Linked DNA regions of Mus musculus: region 2 is linked to region 1. The links are chromatin contacts, found by Hi-C or POLR2A ChIA-PET in ENCODE. All regions are on one chromosome and are shown on one strand. The core of a region is the stretch at or near the end of the contact, and the rest is flanking DNA. Distances in the headings are between cores, read along the strand shown. Region 1 holds the start of Pla2g6 (phospholipase A2, group VI). Region 2 overlaps Tmem184b (transmembrane protein 184b).

Region 1 (7,372 bases), core at 2,751-5,250:
TACAAGCCAGTTAGCCTGGCACATACAGTGGAAAACAAACAGTTCTTAAAATACTATTTATTTTTGTATTTTCTGTATGATACTCTATCTGCATGTATACCTGCTTGCCAGAAGAGGGCATCAAATCCTATTATAGGTGGTTGTGAGTGCCATGTGGTTGCTGGGAATTGAACTCAGGACCTCTGGAAGAACAGACAGTGCTCTTAACCACAGAGCCATCTCATTATCCCCTGAGAGAAGTTAAAAAAGGATTTATTTATGTTCTTTTTACTAGGTACTGTGTATAGATATGAGGGCAGGGGCTTACAGAGGAAAAGAAGCAGGACTCCCCTGAGCTGCAGTTGCAGGCGGTTGTGAGGAGGCTGGTGTGGCGTGGTCCTCTGGAAGTGTATAGCAGGAGCCCATAACTGCCTCAATGAGCTGTCTTTACAGTCCTGAGAGCAATCTTTAAAGGTGGAAATGGGGGACTGACAGCCAAGGCTGTCTTCTGGAATCTACAGTTGTTCACTAGCACTCCTGTGCAGGCACACATGATCACACACAGAAAAAACGCTATAGGTGCTAGGACACTTGGGAGCAGCTCTCACTTAAGAAATTACTACCAGGGCTGAGAGAGATGGCTCATCGGTTAAGACCACTGACTGCTCTTTTGGAGGTCCCGAGTTCAATCCCCAGCAGCCACATGGTGGCTCACAACCATCTGTAATGGGATCTGATGCCCTCTTCTGGTGTGTCTGAAGACAGAGACAGAGTAGTCATATAAAATAAGTAAATCTTAAAAAGAGAGAGAGAAATTATAGCTGTATTTGTGTGTATACTATGTACCCCCCTCTATCTGTTTCCCTTTCCTTTCACAAGGTCTCACTATGGAGTCCTGAACTCTCAGAGTTCTACTTGCCTCTTCCTCCCAAGTGCTGGGCCTAAAGGCGTGCGCCACCATGCCTGGCTTTGCTATCCTGTTATTAAGTGTGCTCTCTCTCCCCAACATGTATGCAGAACTGCCCTAAATTTTCCTCCAAATAAACCCCAATTCTGTTTCTTTTTTTTTTTTTTTTTTTTTTTCTTTTTCTTTTTTCAAGACATGATTTCTCTGTGTCGCCTGGGCTCTTCTGGAACTCACTCTGTAAACCAGGCTGGCCTCAAACTCAGAAATCCACCTGCCTCTGCCTCCCAAGTGCTGGGATTAAAGGCGTGTGCCACCACTGCCCAGCCTCCGATTCTGTTTCACAATAGCTCACTTTGAATCCTTTTTCTCCTGTAGCAAAGTCAAGAATACTGGTTTTGCTTCAATGCAGGTCTCTAAAAGACCATTTCTCAGGTTGTTGCAGGTGGCTCCTGAGGCCCTGTCTCCAGGGCCTGCCCCATAGCCACTGCCCTGCTATGCTAGGGCAACACGAGCAAAGACTTTAAGCACACCTCCTTTCACTACTGCATTTGTTTTTTTTTCTCTTATAAATGAAAACATTTAATTGGGACTGGTTATAGGTTCAGAGGTTCAGTTCATTGTCATCAAGGCAGGAGCACAGCAGCATCCAGGCAGGCATGGTGCAGGAGGAGCTGAGAGTTCTACATCTTCATCCAAAGGAAGCCAGGAAGACTGAGCAGCAGGCAGCTAGGAGGAAGATCTCCAAGCCCATCCCCACAGTGACACACTTCCTCTAACAAGACCACTCCCTGGGACGAGCATATGCAAACCATCACATTCCACTCCCTGTCCACCATAGGCTTGTTCAAACAGGAGTCTCTGGGGGCCATACCTAAACATAGCATAATGAAAAATACATTTAGGCCAACTTCAAAAGTCCCCTTGTAGCCAGGCGGTGGTGGCGCATGCCTTTAATCCCAGCGCAGTTCAAGGCCAGCTTGGTCTACAGAGTAAGTTCCAGGATAGCCAGGGCTACACAGAGAAACCCTGTCTTGAAAAACCAAAAAGAAAAAAAAAAAAAAAGAAAAAATGTATCCACTCTACATCCTGATTCCTTCCCCACCCCCACATGCCCCCCTCTTACTTATCTTTTACTTGTATTTTTCAGAAAAAGTCTTGCTATGTAGCCCAGGCTGGCTTTGAATTTGTGAAACCGTTCTTTTCCTTCCCAAGTGGTAAGCTTACAGGTGTATGCCAACGCCCCTGGCAACCTGGGTAGGTTCTTAACTAAACCTAGAAAGGTGGTTGCTCTGGTTGCTTGGCAACTGGCTATTTGTGTCTGTGGAGAGACTAAGAAGAGCATCAGGACAGAGAACAGCCTGGGGAGATCTCGCTAGGCCCCTAGCTCAAGGCTCATTTAAGAAAGTAAAGGTTCGGGGCTGGAGAGATGGCTCAGCGGTTAAGGACACTGACTCCGCTTCCAGAGGTCCTGAGTTCAATTCCCAGCAACCACATGGTGGCTCACAACCATCTGTAATGAGATTTGATGCCCTCTTCTGGTGTGTCTTATGTCAGCTACAGTGTACTCATGTATATTAAATAAATAATTCCTTTAAAAAAAAAAAAAAAAAAAAAAAAGAAAGTAAAGGTTCAACCGAAGCTGGTAGACTGGAGATGGGGAAGAGAGCAGCTTAGTCCAAAGTAAATGAGTCACCAAACCCAGGCTCCTGGCTATTCTCCAGCAGTCCTTAAAATCAGCATTACCAACCATGTATTTATTCACTATTTATTTATTTATTTATTTATTTATTTATTTATTTATCTATTTACCTATCTATCTATCTATCTATCTATTTATTTATTTATTTATGGTATGAGTGCTCTGTGTGCATGTATGCCTGCATGCCAGGAGAGGGCACTAGATCCCATTACAGATGGTTGAGAGCTACCATGTGGTTGCTGGAATTGAACTCAGGACCTCTGGAAGAACAGCCAGTGGTCTTAACCGAGGAACCATCTCACCAGCCCCCGCGTTATTCACTTTAATTCCATCTATTGGAATTCCATGATAGTTAGGCATGAGGTCTGAGTCTTCTCAGTGACAATCACCTATTCCCAGACGCAACCGCAGCTACTTCTCAGCCTCACAGAGGTCATTCAAGTAAAATCCTACTAAAAGTGCTAAGATTCCTCCAGACATCCATTCATTTATTTATTGAGAGACAGAGTGCCAGGTTGGGATTCAACTGAACTAGTTGTGGCTGGGTTTGAACTCCTGATCCAGCATCCAAATGTTGAGATTGTACGTGTGCAATAACCACACCCAGAATTGCCTGGCATCTTGAGGTAGAGTTGGTAGGCAACAAATACAGTTTTATCACTTGCCACTAGGCTTGTTCGGGGGCTGGTTAGATACCTCAGTAGGAAAAGTGCTTGTGAAGTTGTCACAATGATCTGAGTTCGATACCCAGCACCCACGGAAAAAGGTAAATGTTTTAAACTTCAAAGCTGGGAAAGAGGAAACAAGAAGCCTCCTGGAGTTCCATAGCCAGCTAGGCTAACCCAGTGGGGGAGCTCCAGATTCAGTGGGAGACCCTATCTCAAAAAAAAAAAAAAAAAAAAAAAAAAAAAAAAAAAGCTTGTGGCACACACCAGGCAATCTGAGTTCATAGCCAGCTTGGTCTACAGAAACCCTATGTTGGCCACCACCCACCACACATATGCGCGCGCGTATTACCTCCCTCCCCACCTGAAAGTTTTTTTTATTTTGTCTTATTTCAACCTAACCGTTAATTCCATATTTTTATTTGCAATTTGGTTTGGGAGAACCTGGCAACATCAAAGCAGGCTCTTCCCGGTTATATCCTGTGGCTTTATTGATTTTCTTTCTTATTATCTTCATGTGTTGCCAGAAACAGAAAAGTTCAGAGTCCGAGCCACCCTGGATTCCTTGAGGTCGAAGGGAGCCGGGAACAGCCTCCTGCCCTTTATCAACACGTCAGCCAAACTGCCCTCACGAGAAACTTCCGCCCGCCCGAGGCATGGCCCCCATCAGCCACGCAGAATTGGCTTCAGTCAGAAGCCCGACCGCCCCCTGGCAACAGAAGCGGCTTCCATTGGGCAGTTATAGAAGATGGCGGCGCCTGACCGCGTGCGAGGTCCACGCTTGGGGTCGGGGCCACAGCCTGCCTGCGGCATGGGCTCGGTGGATTGGTGGAGAGCCGTAGTGTCGTCACGTGGGCGGGGCGCGTCAGTTTGCGGAAGTAGGAGGGCTGAGAAGTGCTGAGTAAGCCGAGGTGAGTGACGGCGCGGCGGGGGCGGGGCCTGACGGCCCTTTCCCAAACCTCCTGGTGCCCCTGTCTTGAATGTCGTCACCTGGACCCTGCTTAGGACCGGCCTCGTGTCTGCGACTCTGAGGCATGTCCTCCGTTAACTCCTATCTGGCCTCCTTGAGTGCTCCCGGCTTCTGTCCTTTCATCCCCTGGCGTCCCCAACTCCCATCCGGTGACCGCATTCTTCTCCGTTGCCGCCCTCAGTTTCCCAACTTCCAAAATCAACCCTTCTCCCAATTCATTGCCCGACTTTCACCCTGGACTGTCCACTGTCCCCAGCTCCTCTCTCTGCGCTTCTGAGTGCTCCTGGTTTTCTGCCTCATTGCCCGATTTCCCCCACGCCACCTGCTTCCTGCGTCCGTCCCTTTGTGCCCAACCCCTGAGCCCCCATTTCTAACTCCCTGCTTATCTTCTCTTGTGCCTCCGGTTTCCATTTGCTCCCCCGTGTGTTTTTCCCAGTTCTCTAGCCTCCAATCCTGGGTTCACCTCCAGCTCCCTCCGATGACCTGGAAGCTGGCGACTAGGAGCCTGTGACCCAGGTGACTGTGACTAGGGATTTGGGTGTGAGTGCGACTGGGAGGGCACAAGGGTTTATGGATCTCTGCCTGTATTTTTAATGGGCAGTTCACATGATCGCAAACAAATACCAATCCTTCCTCTAAAGTTCCCCCACCTGCCCTCTTGCCAGCCCGACAGGATTGGGCAGGTTTGGTTTGGCCTCGTTGAAGCTCCACCCTTAGACTAGTGCAGTGTTTTGTTCTGGTCTCTGCCTTCACGTGGTTCTGGAGCTTGGAGGCCATGCTCTGTTCTTGTCTGTTTTCTCACTGTGCCAGATAGGACTGAATTTTCTGCCCACATTAGTGACTGCCACGAGGCTCAGTATTTGAATGAGAAGATGTAGAAGACAAGGCTTGGTGACCAGTGTGGCCCTGTACAAGCTCCCTGCTTTGCTGTTGTTTCATAGGCAGGATGGAAAGGGCTGGGGGATAGGGAGAGAGAGGACCAAAGGGAGAGCATTCCCCTTTGTTCATGTTTTCAGTGTTTATTAATCACCCTGACAACCAGGCGCTTTTATTTCTGTTACCTTTATTCTCTGCTCCCTTTCCACTGAGCAAATATTGATGTAGCTAGCGCCCGCCCGCTGTTCCTGCTTAGCCTGGGGAAGGGAGGCCAGTGACCTCCTTTGCCAGGGTCATGCTAATACCTTTGGGGCTAGGTTTTCACTGTAGAGAGTCCCCAGTTTATTTATTTTTTTAAATTATTTTTATTTTATACATATGAATGTTTTTCCCGGATCTATGTAAGTACACTCCATGCATGCTGAATTCACTCGGATCTGGAATTAAAGGACTTGTGGGGGCTGGAGAGATGGCTCAGCAGTTAAGAGCATTGACTGCTCTTCCATAGGTCCTGAGTTCAATTCCCAGCAACCACATGGTGGCTCACAACCATCTGTAATGGAATTTGATGTCCTCTTCTGGTGCGTCTGAAGTCGGTGACAGTGTACTCACATACATAAAATAAAAAATAAATCTTTTTTTTTTTTAAAGAAGGTGTGGGTTGCCGTGTAGGTACTGGAAGCTGAGCCCGAGTCCTCTTCAGGAGTATCAAGTGCTCTTAACTTCCTGGAATCTCTCCAGCTTTGAGGGCAGTGGCAGTGACCCGCCCCAGGCAGCTATGCCCAAGGGACCATGGCAGACACTGTTCAGTGTGGCGTGTTGCTGAATCCAATTGCTCATGGGGCAGATGCCTTTCCTCCTGCACCCTGTAGGAAGTCAGGGGACCTGTGCCCTACAGTGTGACACCAGCCATGAGACTGCCATGAGACTGTCATGTTGTCTAAGGGCTCCTTCTGTTGGCTTACAGCATTTCCCCTCCCTAGGGGTTGCTTGTCTTGTTAAATGTAATTATGGTGGCATGCTTAAGAGGGATTTCCAAGGCATCCAATAGAATGATATAACTAAGAATATCCTGGAAGGAATTGCCTCCTGAGCACTGAGTTTACGTGTGTGTGTGTGTGTGTGTGTGTGTGTGTGTGTGTGTGTGTGTGTGTATGTGTGTGTACACATGAATAAGTGTGGCCTGTGTAGAGGGTGTGCTCTCCTGGGCAGCGTGAACAGATACAAAAGTGGCAGGAAGTCAAGTGACAGCAGGGGCCTGGTACTTGGATTGGACCTCAGGTCCTCAGCCTGGAGCCATGGAGGTGGGGTGGGGTGGACAGGGATAGGTGTCAGCTGCTCAGGAGGGTGACCCCAGTAATCTAATCATGAGACGTGCTGTGGGAATTGGCGGGCAGTCCTGTGTGTTTGGGTGTGCTCCTGAAAGCCCCTACAGCCATTACCTGAGACAAGAAGGCTCAGGTGTTCTGGCCTGGTTCTCCTCCCTCCATGCTTGTCTGTGTCAGGTGGAGGCAGTTTCATCTCTAAAAAGGCTGAAACACTGAGAACCGATGTTGGAACCATGCTGGGCAGTAAAACTGATTTTCCCAGAGGAACCAACCAGTCCCAAGAGCAGCAGTGCTGGAGGAAGGGTCTCCTGGTGGGGGAGCAGGTGGTCCTTGGAGGAAAGCCAGAGGCTGGGTTCACCCGCCTTGCTTTGTGGTGTGAGAGCCAGATGTGCGGGGGCATGGGATCCCTGTCCCACTGCCTTAGGGACGCAGGCTGGTGGCTCACAGATGTCCATTGATTTGTTCACTTACATCAAACAGCTGCTGGAAGTGGGTGCCATGCACCCTAAGGAATCAAAGCAGTGCCACGGTCCTTTGTGAGGGACCCCATGGAGTAGGGTTGCCAAGGGGAAAGGCTGAGGGGAGAAAAGAGCTTTCTGGAGGAAGTGGCCTCCAAACTGGTTCTTGAGAGACAAGAAAGGGGAGGTTTATTTGAGTGCATATCCTTTGTCTATTATGAGAGAGATGTTAAGTGGGGGTAGGAGTGATACAGGCCAGGGAGTGAAGGTGCAGGAGCGCCCAAGGACACTGAGGCACACATGTGACCTGTCTGCTGGGACTGAATGACTAGAGTCACGTCAGGGGGCTGGAGTGCAGGCTGGGCCTTTTCTGAGGATTCTGATACATTCTCTAGAGTTTGGGCTTTCTGAAGTATTGGAGATCCATATGGCATAGAGTCCATCAGCAGTGAGGTACTGTCATTCCACCGGGAGATATGGCCATTCAGTT
Region 2 (7,372 bases), core at 2,723-5,222, 36 kb before region 1:
GTGTGTGTGTGTGTGTGTTTTCCTGGGTTCTGTTCCTATGAGGAGACATAAGGGGCGGGGGTTAGGTGACAGAGGAAGGGAGGGGAGCAGGGATTCTCAGGTCAGTGACCCCTAACCCCCCAACTCAACAGAGCTCTAGAAAAGACTGCCCGCTCTGGGGCTGACACATAATTTTGACTTCTCCCCTAGACTGTGGCCCTCAGACACCCACCCATGGTATAGCTGGACAAAGGTTCTGGAGCCTGTTGGCTTAGGCGCCGTTGCTGCATCTGCCTGCCTCAGTTTCCTTGTGTGTGACTGAGCTGATAAAAGTTCCCTACAGGGAGCAGCCCCACCAGCTCCCTGGGCACCTTGGTGTGAACCCCTGCTTTTCTCCCTTCCGCACACTGCCTCTGGTGAAGGTTTGCAGCCCAGGGCTTCTGTTGGGGCTTTCTGATAGCAGCGCACAGCCCTGCCTGTGCCGTGCTCCTCAGTGGAGATGTGTTCCCGGGCAGTCCTTCTGCTTTCAGCCTCTGCCTCTGGGCCTAGCCAGAGCCATACTGGCCATGCCGTGTGCCTGCCGCCTCTCCTTCACTCAGGGCTTCTGGCTGAGGATGATGGCCTTGAGGTCAGTGTGAGTCTGCGGGTGACACGGACACCCCACTGGATTACAGAAACTGCAGAGCTGGCTTAGTATCCTCCCGCATTTGAGCAAGTTTGAAAAAGCCTGACTGTGTGTAGAATAGGTAGCCTCGGCAGGAGGACACTGCGGCTAACTCTGATGTGCTGTGGACACGGGGTATTTAACATTCAGCCCGATGGCTGCCACTCAGAGACCACAGTGGATAGTCAGCCAGGCCTGGATTCCCATGTACCTTTTGGGGAGCATGCATATTAAAGGGGTGTCCTGTCCTCACTTGCTGTTCCTGGAGGCTTTCTCCAGCCTACTCAGACCCCAGCTCCACAGAATCCCTGTCCCAGGCCAGGGTGTGGGCAAGGAAGCAGCTGGGGAGGATGAGAAGATGGAGGCCCGGCCGGGCGGTGGTGGCGCACACCTTTAATCCCAGCACTTGGAAGGCAGAGGCAGACGGATTTCTGAGTTCGAGGCCAGCCTGGTCTACGAGTGAGTTCCAGGATAGCCAGGGCTACACAGAGAAACCCTGTCTCGGAAAAAAAAAAAAAAAAGAAGAAGATGATGGAGGTCCTTGCGCTCCCTGTGTGGGCCAGGTGTTCCTTATCGAGCCTCTTGCCCAGAACCACCTCCCTCCCTGCTGCTGTATCCTGACCTGCTCCCCCCCCCTTTCCTTGTTCACATTCTGCCCTGAGCAAGCCTCTATACGAATGAAAGGCTCCCGTTAGTTTATTTGTTTGTTTACTCTGTGTGTGTGTGTCTGTGTGATTGGCTTGGAGCTGCTCCCTTTGGCTGGATCCTGGCCTTGCCATCTTCCTGAAGGCCTCTCATCCTCTGAGCTCTCTCTGAGATGTCTTCTGCTCCTGGTCCCCTGGGTCCTAGTCTTTGAATCCCCAGCATCCTCTTGTCTCCTTACACATTTGGCCTCCCCCTAGGCAGTTGCTTCCTCCTTCCTAGCAGCCAGCATAGGCCCAGCTGCCAGAGCAGGTGCTGAAGCGGAGCACCCCTACTTATCCTGCCTCATCTGTCTCCCCAACAGGCCACCCTGCAGTTCTGTGTGGTGAAGCCACTCATGGCCGTCAGCACCGTTATACTCCAGGCCTTTGGCAAGTACCGGGACGGAGACTTTGAGTAAGCAGGGGTCCTCCCTGGGATCTGTGGGTGGAATATTGGCATACAAATGGGTACCCTACCTTGACAGCCCACTGTGGTCTCCCTAAATTGCATGGGCCCTGGGTGAGTCTCAGAAGGTGGTGGCTGCTCTAAGGCAGGTTCTGAAAGGAGCCCTGGGAAGCAGTCCTCAGACCCTGATGTAAAGGCCCCACTATGTAAACCAGCCACATCTTTTCACCTGTGGGTTAGTGAAGGCACCTTACACTCGACCCTGTGCTCTGAGATCTTGCCTGTAACCTGTACCACAGCCCACCTAGGCAGATGAGTCCACCAAGATCAGTTTGCCCACTGTGACACTTGTCACCTCCAGCATAGCCCCAGCTTCTCTCTAGTGTCCTCCATAAGGAGTGGACTCAGAGCAGGGCCTCCATGTGAGTGGGAGAAGCGGTAATGGCAGGCTGGCCTGCTGGCAGCACCTCTGCACTCCATTCCCACTCTGTCCCCATCCCCTGTCCCCTCCCTCCAGGGGGTCATTGTACCTTACTGGAGAGCACAGCTGTGACCTATGGGAGCAGGTTGTGGGCAGGGTGGAGGAGGGGGCAGCTTGCCCTCACAGAGCTGGTCCCAGCCACACATGCCTCCCCACAGTGTCACCAGTGGGTACCTCTACGTGACCATCATCTACAACATCTCCGTCAGCCTGGCCCTATATGCGCTCTTCCTCTTCTACTTTGCCACAAGGGAGCTGCTCAGCCCCTACAGCCCTGTCCTCAAGTTCTTCATGGTCAAGTCCGTCATATTCCTCTCCTTCTGGCAAGGTCGGCCTTCTCTCACCTGGTGCTCATAGCCCCAGTGCCTGCTTCCACCCTGGTCCCATCTCCCACTCGGTTCATGTTTCCAGAACTGTGGGTTCCAGCCAGAGTTCTGTCCTTTAAGATCCTGGCCTGGAACTCACTGGGCACTTGGGAGGGGTGAAGCTTGCAGGAAACTCCTGTTCTCAGTGTCTCCAGGAGCAAATGAGCCCTATTGTACCCTGGGGTGTGTGGCTGTTTGGGTGGCACTGCATGACTGCAGGGCATGGGAAGGGATCTGGCGTGTGACCAGACAGTGGCTCTCCCTATACAGGCATGCTGCTGGCCATCTTAGAGAAGTGCGGGGCCATCCCCAAGATCAACTCAGCGCGAGTGTCAGTGGGTGAGGGCACCGTGGCTGCCGGCTACCAGGACTTCATCATCTGTGTGGAGATGTTCTTCGCGGCCTTGGCCCTGCGGCATGCCTTCACCTACAAGGTCTACGCTGACAAGAGACTGGACGCTCAAGGTATGAGCCAGGTTCCTACCCAGGGCATGACCCCAGTCTTAGGAGGCCAACTCCAGAGACCCCCACCACCCGGCATCTTGTGAGGGTTGAGTATACTGAAAGATGAGCTAAAGATGTCAGAGTAGCGGGGCTGTCAGAATCCAGAGGGACCCCTAGTTAGCTTGTAGAAGCTCAGTTCACCCATGTAGGTCCTAGCATAGAGACCTACAAATGGTATAGAAAGGTATATTCTTATAATCCCAGCATTCAGGAAGCTGAGGCAGGAGGGTTACTATGAGTTTGAGGAAAAAAAAAAAGTAGGGACAGAGACTAGCAAACTCCACTGAGTAGCGTCTGCTCTGACCTGTCTTCTGCCTGCTGAGCTGTCTTCAAGGAGCAAACCACAGAAACCCCACTTCCCTGTGAAAAGCAGGGTCAAAGGCATGCCCGCCGCTGGCCCTTCACGCCTCTAATCCTTGTTGCTAAGGCAGTATCCCATAGCCCTGGTGTCCACAGGAGCCCTAGAAAGATCTTGGTGGGTAGGGCCAACCTGGGCACCTCTGTGATTGGCCCGTGCGGGTGTCTGGAGAAGCAGTGGGCCAGGTGTGTAGAAGGCTTGTTCCTGAGGGGAATGCCTGAGGCTGCCATCCGGTGAGAGACAGCAGGGACAGGAAAGGGAGGCCTCCTGACTAAAGTACCTGCCCACCGCCATCTAGTTGCTGTCAGCTTTACGTCATGGCTGCAGGCCAGAAACCCCTTACCCAAGCCTCAGTGCCCACCATGGGTCCCTGTGGTTGGCATGGGGAGTCTTAGGGACCCACAAGACAGGACTCCCTGCCCAGCCCCTTTGCTGTTCTCGGTTGGGAGTGACCTTCAGCTGCCTCTGCAGGCCTGTGCTCCCTGACACAATGGCGCTTTAGCCGCCACCCTGGTGCTTGAGGGCATCCCTGCTCTGCCGAGAGTTGCTAGTTGGTCCACCCCCACCCCGCTTCCTGCTAGGCCCCAGTGGGAAAGATCCGATAACTTTTATCCATATCCCTTAAACCTGGTTAGCCAGGCTGCTAGAAGCAAGCCAGGTTAGTTTGCACAGAGGGGTGTTGTGTCTTAGAGGCTCTGCAGGAGCACTTTACTGGTGGCATGGTGGCTGTTCCCTGTACTTCCCTCAGGCAGGACCTCCCCTATAGATGCACCCACCCTAGAAGAAACAGCCCACCCAGGACAAGCTGCTGCTGCGGGCTGTTGTCCATTCTCCTAACCATGGCACTCAGATTAGGCTGGGGTGAACACTCTCTGTGATCGTCTCTGAGCCTTGATTTCTAGCACTATACATTGGAGTGAGTTTTGTAAGACACAGAGCTCCCTGTAGGCATAGCTCCAGCAGACCTAGGAGAAGTGGGAAGAGGGGCCCTCAGATATGGGGTGGAACTTCCACTGCCATCAGGGTGACCCCTATTAGCACGAGCACTGCCCTTCAGGGGCAGCCTGGGTGTCTGGGGATGGGTGGGGGCGTCACTGGGCCTGGGGCGAGCAGGCCCTTTTCACTCAGCTGTCTCTTATCTTCTCTATCCCTCCGGCTTTTCTCCCTGCCCCTTTCCTCTGCATTTGCCCTGGGTTTGGCCTCGGGTAGTGCTGACGTACGGCCCATACGGTAGGTCTGCTCTCTGCTCTGTCTGCACGTCTGTCCTGCACGTCAGTCTGCTCCCGTCACTGGCATGCCTTTTTGTAGCCCCGCGTGTACCCACTCCTCCAAGCTGGCACTCCTAGGTGAGAGCCCCGAGCACCTGACTGAGAGAGCTGCCTTTGCAGAGCTTGGCTGCCTTCGTTCCATTCTCTGGTTTTGAAGTACACTCTGCTCGGTTCTGGAACACAGTGCCCCTAAAGTAACAGGAGGGGCATTTAGTAGTGTTTCTGAGAGAGTATGAGTCCCATTCACGGCCTGGGCCCAGTGTTGAGCTCATCGCTCCAGCTGGGCTTGGTGGCCTACACTGTGTCCCCAGTCCTACCCTGATGCTGTGGGGCACAGGTGGATGAGTTAGAAGCAAGTCAAGGTAGCGAGTTCCTGCCCTCTGGGAGGGACAGCCAACAGGCCAGCCTGCTACTGTACCTGAGACCTGGTTCAGCAGCCATCCCAGGCTAGGGGTCACAGCCTAGCACTAGAGCTTGGTGGGCCAAGTGACTGCCTGCAGCTTTCCCGTCCTGCCCTGTCTTCTCCTCCCTGAGTGCTATGTTCTGCCCCTTTGTCCTAGCTTCCTTCACAGCTCCCCAGGTCTCTCCTGGTCAGCAGCAGCCTTGGTGTCCTGTCCCTTTCATGTCCCAGGAGCACTGGGGTGGGGTCTGTCCCAGGAGTAGGGGCAGGGACTGACCAAGTCTTCCTCCTCCCACTCCGGCCTCATGTGCCCCCCCCTCCGCCCTCCCCTCAGGCCGCTGCGCCCCCATGAAGAGCATCTCCAGCAGCCTCAAAGAGACCATGAACCCACACGATATTGTGCAGGACGCCATCCACAACTTCTCGCCAGCCTACCAGCAGTACACGCAGCAGTCCACTCTGGAGCCCGGGCCCACCTGGCGTGGCGGCACGCACAGCCTTTCCCGCTCCCACAGCCTTAGTGGTGCACGCGACAATGAGAAGACTCTGCTGCTCAGCTCTGATGATGAGTTCTAAGTGTGGGCCCTGGAGGGGAAGGAGAGGTGCTTCCCCCAGCCCCCAGCCAGGCTGGGGAGCAGAGCAACCAGCACAGCATGGCTGCTGCCCTTTTATTTATTGGACCAGAAACTCGCATATCACTTCCAGAGGAACAGGCCTCAGGAATATTTCTCCCTGGCCAGCCCTGCACTAGCTGGGGCAGGGGCAGAGGACAGCGGCTGTAGCTGTCACATCTCTGCGACTCATCCTGTACCGTGTGTTGGCCAGAAGCTGCATCCTAAGCCCCCTCCCCAACAAGATATCTGCCGAGCTGTCAGGCCCAGCCCACCCTACACCGTGCAATACCCAGACCCAGCCTGGTCTTTCCCCAGGCCTTTGCCCGCTTCTCCCTGGTCACCCTTGTCCAGTGTGAGTTTTGTCACATTCTGGGCAGGTAGAGACGTGAATGCTCTGTGGACCCTCCCCCTCTCCCAACCTAGGCCTGTCTGGCATGCTGCAAGGACCAGAGCCAGCCCCCAGGAGCCTCAGGGCCCACTTAGGAAGGATGCCTTGTGCCTATGGGCCCTTTGGTGACATGTGGGGCTCTGGATCCTTGGGTGTCCTCACTGTGGCCACTCTGCCTGCTGAGGACAGCCAGAAGCCCACACTGCCCTCTCACTTGGGTCCAGTTCTTGATAGTTGGGGGCAGAGCCCCCACACTCCCTTATACTTCCTGACTGTGCCAGGGCTTGGGTTCCCCACCACCTCCTCAATGGAGCAAAGACTCCTGCTAGGCCCTGGTCTCCCTGGGGTTTATCCCTCCTGGGTCATGGGAAAAGTCAGTCTCCACATTACAGATCACTTCCAGAGGGAGGCTGGAGGGATGGTCATACAGCGGGGCCAAGGTAGGGGTGGTCTCAGACCCTCCTGGGTCCCCTGACCATACAGGGCCTGGTGGTCTGCTCCATCTGGCCCCTGGCCCATCTCTTCTGTGCCTTAGTCACATATGAAAGCCCCTCCCCAGTTCCCGTCTGCTCCAGGCACTCCTCGTTGAGCTGCTGGCACTCAGGGTTCCGCAGCGCTGGGTTGGGCATCCTTGGGACCACCCACCCTCTCCCTGGCTCCCTCTACACGCACATCCCAGAGCTGCCTCCCAGGGCTGGGATCTCAGAGGTAGGGTGGCAGGGGCCTGGTAAGCAGAATTCAAGCAGCACTTGGTCTTGGCTCCAGTAGCCTCTTGAGGTGGAGAGTGGTGGGGAGCCCTACCTTGTAGCCTTCAGTGGATGCTCTCCCCTTGGTCACCTCTGGAACAAACAGGTTCCTTCCCTGGGGTCCATAGGGAGGGACCTCATGGGGCTGTCACATCCTAGCAACCTTCTTAGCCTCCTTCCTTCCTTCCACACGGCCCAGAGGCCAGCTCGGCCCCACCCAGAGGGCCTGGCCAGCTGCTCCCAAGCCACCCAGGGAGGCAGCAGACAGGTGGGAGCTCCTGGGGCACGGCCGTGGGATTGCTTCCACCAGTGTGTTTCTGAGACTTCTCCTTATCTTCCAGGCCAAAGTATGTTGCTGCTTCCTGTCTCCACTGGTCCCCACCTACCCTGGCACTTGCCCTGTGACATGATGGGTGAGGCTGTGGGGGAACTCAGTGGCAGGAAGCTAGTGGTCCCTGGGAACAGGGGACAGGAATCCGTACCCAACTGCCCCGTTCTTTCTTCCCATTCTTTCTT

Evidence for each region. Hi-C counts contacts between places; a loop is a spot of excess contacts on that map. ChIA-PET counts read pairs that join two places held with the same protein, here RNA polymerase II (POLR2A).
Region 2: a loop to region 1 is called in a map of heart, with 1.9 times the contacts of the local background. The contact joins the enhancer-like site here to the promoter of Pla2g6 in region 1. A Hi-C loop is called at or near these places in 3 of 37 maps with a recorded cell type or tissue (heart and v-Abl transformed pro-B cells). POLR2A ChIA-PET finds 5 or more read pairs at or near these places in 3 of 5 experiments (Patski and embryonic stem cell).

The regions. Positions count from the first base shown.
Region 1 is chr15:79,324,999-79,332,370 of GRCm38, reverse strand. It overlaps Pla2g6 (phospholipase A2, group VI), which reads left to right and starts at 4,000. Exons shown (of 17, transcript NM_001199023.1): 1 at 4,000-4,736.
Region 2 is chr15:79,360,956-79,368,327 of GRCm38, reverse strand. Tmem184b (transmembrane protein 184b) reads left to right here. Exons shown (of 9, transcript NM_172608.1): 6 at 1,650-1,741; 7 at 2,372-2,541; 8 at 2,849-3,043; 9 at 5,443-7,372. The coding sequence ends at 5,684. Among named protein-coding and RNA genes, the nearest start is that of Mir1943, 11 kb to the left of the region's middle. Within about 2 kb of position 3,972, at least 1 of the 3 ENCODE cell types and tissues checked has a DNase peak (open chromatin) inside an H3K27ac peak, as active enhancers do; it is heart, where a contact is called at or near this core.